Regions from separate parts of the Homo sapiens genome. Here region 1 is linked to region 2. A link is an interaction called in ENCODE POLR2A ChIA-PET data of the cell type or tissue named here. Cell type or tissue: A673. All regions are shown on one strand. Links, peaks and the distances in the headings refer to the core of each region. The heading gives the core; the rest is flanking DNA.

Region 1 (2,884 bases), core at 385-2,884, 200 kb before region 2:
ACAGCAATTCACTTAGGGGAAAGAATGCTAATTTTATTTTGTGTCTACTAGAAGCTAGACATTGTATGAAACATTTTAAAGACACTATCTCCTTCAATTTCATTAGAACACTATGTAATAATCTAACAAATATTTATTGAATGTTTTACTCTGTGCCAGGTCCTATGCTAATTAAGTACTTTCTATGATCCTTTTACATAAGGTTACACAGCTTGTTCAAGGTTACCAAGCTATAAGCGGAGGTCTAATTCCAAGCCTGGACCTTCCTCAGGAGTAGAAACTGTCTCCAATCAATAGGGACTACTACCCAGGACAAACAAGGCCATTTAAATCAAAGAGCTTTGACTCAAGCCTCGGGAATCAAAACAGGAAAAGAGAGTACATCAATCTTTACCTACAGAGATTCAGACGTCTTTATATAACCATACAAGGAGGGGGTTCATCCACAATTCTTTAAGCTAAACCCACAATCTGACTAGAATGATAAGAATCAAGTCTTTTATAAATGACAAAATTACAGCAACTTCACTAAATTGGAGAATAAGGAAAGTTCCCTGTATGTCTGGCACTGAGCACATATATTAATATTATTCTCATTTTGCAGACTAGAAATTGGAGCTCAAAGTAACCACTGATGAAATCCAGTGGGGGATTTGGTAGCACGCTAATTCAAGCAGCCTGCCTCCAAGTCTATGCTGAGCTTCAGGACAGGACACCCTGGAGGAAGACAACCTGCCAGAAAGGCCAGTTGCAGAAGTGTTTCCGGCTATAGAAGCCCAGTGAGAATTCCTCAGAGAGAACCACCACAGACACTGAACACAGAGCAGGTTCTAGTTCTAGTCAGTAGCTACAGAGGTAGGCTGCTTATCAGGGAAATGGAGGGCAAGGTAGAGAAGGGAAGCTGAAGTCCCAGAACATAGGCTATCACAAACTCAGAACTTTGCCAGAAAACCTTCTAACTGGATTAAGCACATCAATGTGAGGGGCAAATGATTCTCAACTTCTATCTTGCTTCACCATTCAAGGGAGATACCCTGGTGCATTCTGTGGGTTCACTACCACCATTTACCAGAGTGCCCACAGAAGCTTGGTCTTAATTTTTTATATGCATCAGGGATTAAATCTGTATTGTTCTGTTTTGATGCTACAATGTCTGTAACAAGAGGTACTGGCTGGGACAGTTCTCTGCCTGTCCCTCAGCCAACAGTGCAACAACGACCCCACTGGCAGTAGACCAACAGTCAACAGTAAGCAGGATTCCCAGCCCAGTGGGAGAAAAGAAAGGAGAGAGGCGGAAATATGTAACAAATTGAAGATCAAAATCTACAAATAGTATACTGCCAATTTAGTTTCTCAAACTCTACAGAAGTATTTGGGACCAAGTCTAGAAAAGTTTGCTGTGCATCCCTGCTACACTAGTTTGCTGTAATTAAGTTACTTATCTGATTCATGTGCTAAAGACCTCTCCTCCCAATAGAAACAAGAGAAGGGAAGAAATGGCAGGGGGAGAGAGAAATGGAGGGGAAGAAAAAGAAACAGGAAGAGAGGAATGGAAGGAACAGAGAGTAAGAAAGGAGGGAAAGGTGAAGGGGACCATCTAATACTTCCATAAGTGGACAAACAGCATCACTCGTGGTGGCCAAAAGGCCCAGAGCGCTGGACTTCCTTCATTTCCCTTTTCCCCTCCTCAAGAATAACTGCCTGTTTGAGCCTCCATTCCCCAACTAGTAAAACAGAAATGATGCTCCTTGACACAGCTACTGGAAAAATGTTCTACTAAGCGAGCAGGCCCATAAAAGCTGAGAACTAATCTCAGCTGAGAGGTGTCCATACTGAAGGGAACAAGACAGCAAGCATTCCCAGCACAGAGCCTCCTTCGACACCCCCTGGCTTTCAGTTCTTGGGGTTTGACAACTTGCACAGCCCAGCAAAATGCTTTTGCTTTCCTGAAGCTTCATGAAGGTCATTAAATGTCCCTCCATTAGTCAGATGCCTCCAAAGGAAAACAAGATTGGTTTTCTCCACACAACCCCAAACAGGGACAGTAAAGCCTTAGAGAGCTGCTACAAGCCAGGTAAGTGATGATGAACAATGGCTCCTGCTGGTACAAGTCTGCATAAGTCAGAAAAGTGAAACCACACCTCCAAACGAGAAAGCAGGCACATACCTCATTCGTGGTACACCAGACTTTCTTGTAAACTTCAGCCACAGGAAGGTCCAAACTAATGATTTTATTGTTCACTAGAAGCTGAACAGAAAAGCAGGTGAAGCTGTTGTTCCAAATAATTGTAAGACAAGTAAAATCCAAGAGCAAAGGGCACCTTACGGCAATGGTTGATAATTCACAATTTTTATATGTCATGGACCTATCAACTCTCCCACTCTTAAAAAATCCGCACGTATGAAAAACACACAGAATTTTGTGCACAATTTCAGGGGCTGCTAACGTCCCTAACCCACACACAGGCTCCAGCTTAGACACACCCACCGGGGACCTTCTCCTGCAGGCTCAGCACCAGAAAAGGCTTTTCACTATGTAAAAATGTCAGACCCTCAACGGTCTGCCAGAAAGTAACTGACACGGGGACATAAACCTGCACAGGGGGTAAAACGCCAATATTTAGGGGGCTCAGGTAACTCAGACTCACCGAGAAGTCTCTGCCAGAGGCAATAACGATAATAAATACCCACCACCACTACAACCAACAGCCATTAACAATATGCTTACTTCCTGCCAGGCACTGGGCAGAGCCCTTTACAGGTTATTAACCTTAGCACTAGGTGAGGTAGAAAGGTGGGAATCATTAACCCCAACTTACAGAGTGGAGAAACTGAAGGCCACCTGCCCCAAGTTAATCAGCTACTAGGAAGAAGCACCTGGATT
Region 2 (2,911 bases), core at 319-2,818:
TGCAGAAAAAGCATTTGACAAAATTTAATACCTATTCATGAAAGGAAAATAAACCTCTCAGCCAATTAGGAATAGAAGGGAATTCCTGAAACTGATAAAGGGCATCCATAGGCCAGGAGCAGTAGCTCATGCCTATAATCCCAGACTTTGGGAGGACAAGATGGGCGGATTGCTTGAGCCTAGGAGTTCAAGACCAGTGTGGGCAACATAGCAAGACCCTTCTCTACAAAAAATAAAATAATTTTTAAAGGGCATACACAAAACACCTACAGCTAATATACTTAATGATGAAATCAGAAAGTTTTGCCCTAAGATTGGGAACCAATGATGTCCACTCTTATTCAACATTGTATTGAAGATACCAGTTATTTCAATATATTTCTTTGTTGTTGTTGTTTGTTTTTTTTTGGGGGGGGGGGTGGGGGACAGGGTCTTGCTCTGTCACCCAGGCTGTAGTGCAGTGGCATGGTCTTGGCTCACTGCAGCCTTGACCTCCTCCTGAGCTCAAGAGATCCTCCTACTTCAGCCTCTGGAGTAGCTGGGACTACAGGTGCACACCACCACAGCTGGATAATTTTCTGAGTGCCAGTAGTGGCAACAACTCAATCACTAATATTCAGTGTTGATGGAGCAAGCTGGGTGTGGTGGCACGTGCCTGTAGTCCCAGCTACTCAGGAGGCTGAGGCAGGAGAATCACTTGAACCAGGGAGGCAGAGGCTGCAGTGAGTTGAGATTGCACCACTGCATTCCAGCCTGGACAACAGAGCGAGACTCTGTCTCAAAAAAAATAAATAAATAAAAATAAAAATAAAAATTTTTACCCTTTTGACAGCATGTCAGGCTTCTGGGTTCTGTTCCCCGAGCTCAACCCTAAGCCAAGCATTTTAAGGTTTGAGGAAATTAACTTCTCCCAGTTTGGAGGAACATTATAGAAGAAGAGATAGGAGCCATTTTAAATCATGAATGAAGGAAGGAAAAATACCATAGAAAAGTCTGGGGGTTTGGGTGGTAGAATTGGAGAAGCTGACAATGTGAAAGGGAGGGAGGAAGGGCCAGGGCATCTGGAAGTTTCATTTGAGGGGTTCCTGGGAGTTTGTTTCTCTAGTTTTGGGGAATCATTCCCTTTGGGCCTGTCTGATATGACTGCTGAAAGAGCTGAGTCCATTGTGCAATGCTTGCAAAGGTCTAGTAAGAAGGCCATGCTCTTGTGCAAAAGAAAATGAGCTGTTTTTTCTTCCAAATCTCAGAGTCAAAGGAGTCCCAGTGCTTCAGAACGCACTCCAGAGGAGGGGAAGGGGAAGACAGTGAGGGCGCCACCCCTACTGTTTTCCCTCCTTGGTTCCTGGGTCCCAGCATCTTGTTAAACATGCCTCCCATGGTTGCAGGTGTGACCCCCAGCCATGGAACCAGAGGAACTAAGTGATTGGGGTTAGTCATGCTTACCCATGTGACTCTAGTCCTGCACTTATGATTTCCTTTTGACTTCCAAGACTTGTGTGACCTGTGTGGCTCCCTGAAAAATGGATCTTGGGAGAGACTATGTAACAGTTGCATTTAGGCAACTGTTGTATTTCCCTCCATAATGGAGGAAGTGTGCTGGTTTGAGCTCTATATCCTGCTATTATGACTCGTGCTAAAGTACCCTTAGAGAATGGTTCCAGTTAACTTCCGGACTTAAATTACCCTTACTATTTAAGTACTATTTTAATTACAAGCAGAATAGGTGCCTTAAAAAAAACATAGGAACCAAATGGCTATTTTCCTGCTGATGGGACAGTATTGAGACTAAAATTTGGTTTTGGAGGACATTTTCCTCCTTATTGTTGAAGACAGAGTTTTCCCATTTATGGAAGTAGCATAAAGCCTGGTGTCCAGCAGAGGGGTGCAAAAAGGGAGGAGAATTGGGAAGCCAGAGTGTTTTGGCAAAGGGCTGACAATGTGCCTCATGGAGAGGATTCCTATGCCACTGGGTAGGGCCGTTGACCTTTAAATGCCATGTGCTCTCCAGACCAAGGGCAGAGAGAGACCTCACTATGGGGAGAGGAGGGGAAGACCCACTGTTCCTAGAAAATCACAAAAATGGCATTGCCTTGAGCTCTACCTCAGTTACTACGGTATTTCCTGATCTTGCCTAACAGGATTACTTCCTTGAACTGTAAAAATTCCCACTGCTTCAGAATGTTCTCCCCAGCAAGCCTGTCCCCCAAGTCTTGTAAGGCTGCCAGCCACACTAATCATTTTTAAATAGCTGAAGGGGGCCCAGTATTTGATTTGATTTTAAAATGGAGGCCAAGAACCTTGAAATGAAAGGACATGGTTGAGGTCCACTCCTGTCCTCACTGTTCTGATGATGATACCTTGATCCCACCTGGGGCCCCAAAATGAAGCAGTGTCGTTCATCTGGGGTAAGACCCAAGGATCATTGCCTCATGCCAAGGAATGAAGCAGTGTCGTTCATCTGGGGTAATACCCAAGGTTCACTGCGTCATGCCAAGGAAGTCAAGGACACGAACACATGTGAAGTGAGGTTAAGAGCAGAGGTTTAATAGGCAAAAGAAAAAGAGAATAGCTCTCTCTCCTGCAGAGAGAGGGGCACCTGAGTGGGTCTTCCAGCCTGCAGCAGCATGCACAAGGACAGGCATGAGGAGGCAGTGTCTGATTTACATAGGGCTCAAAGATTGGTTGAAACAGGTGCGATGTTTACATAGTACAGGAAGAAGCTCCCCGCCCCACCCTAATCTATTTTGCAAATGGATTTTTTTTTTTTTTTTTTTTTTTTTTTTTTTGAGATGGAGGTTCACTCCTATTTCCCAGGCTGGAGTGCAGTGGTGTGATCTCGGCTCACTGCAACCTCCACCTCCCAAGTTCAACAGATTCTCCTGCCTCAGCCTCCTGAGTAGCTGGGATTACA

What was found. ChIA-PET counts read pairs that join two places held together with the same protein. Peaks named below come from ENCODE experiments on the same cell type or tissue, not always from the same donor. Only the 100,000 strongest peaks of a DNase experiment are listed, where the experiment ranks them.
Region 1: POLR2A ChIA-PET joins it to region 2 with 15 read pairs; 2 of 35 experiments call an interaction of 5 or more read pairs at or near these places.

The regions. Positions count from the first base shown.
Region 1 is chr1:19,097,430-19,100,313 of GRCh38, forward strand. It overlaps UBR4 (ubiquitin protein ligase E3 component n-recognin 4), which reads right to left. Exons shown (of 106, transcript NM_020765.3): 90 at 2,168-2,248. Among named protein-coding and RNA genes, the nearest start is that of UBR4, 110 kb to the right of the region's middle. In A673, for the core only: no CTCF peak of the experiment used is centred there; no DNase peak of the experiment used is centred there.
Region 2 is chr1:19,293,463-19,296,373 of GRCh38, forward strand. All of the region lies in intron 1 of LOC124903867 (a long non-coding RNA gene), which reads left to right. LOC100506730 (a long non-coding RNA gene) reads right to left here and starts at 2,274. Exons shown (of 1, transcript NR_037847.1): 1 at 1-2,274. In A673, for the core only: no CTCF peak of the experiment used is centred there; no DNase peak of the experiment used is centred there.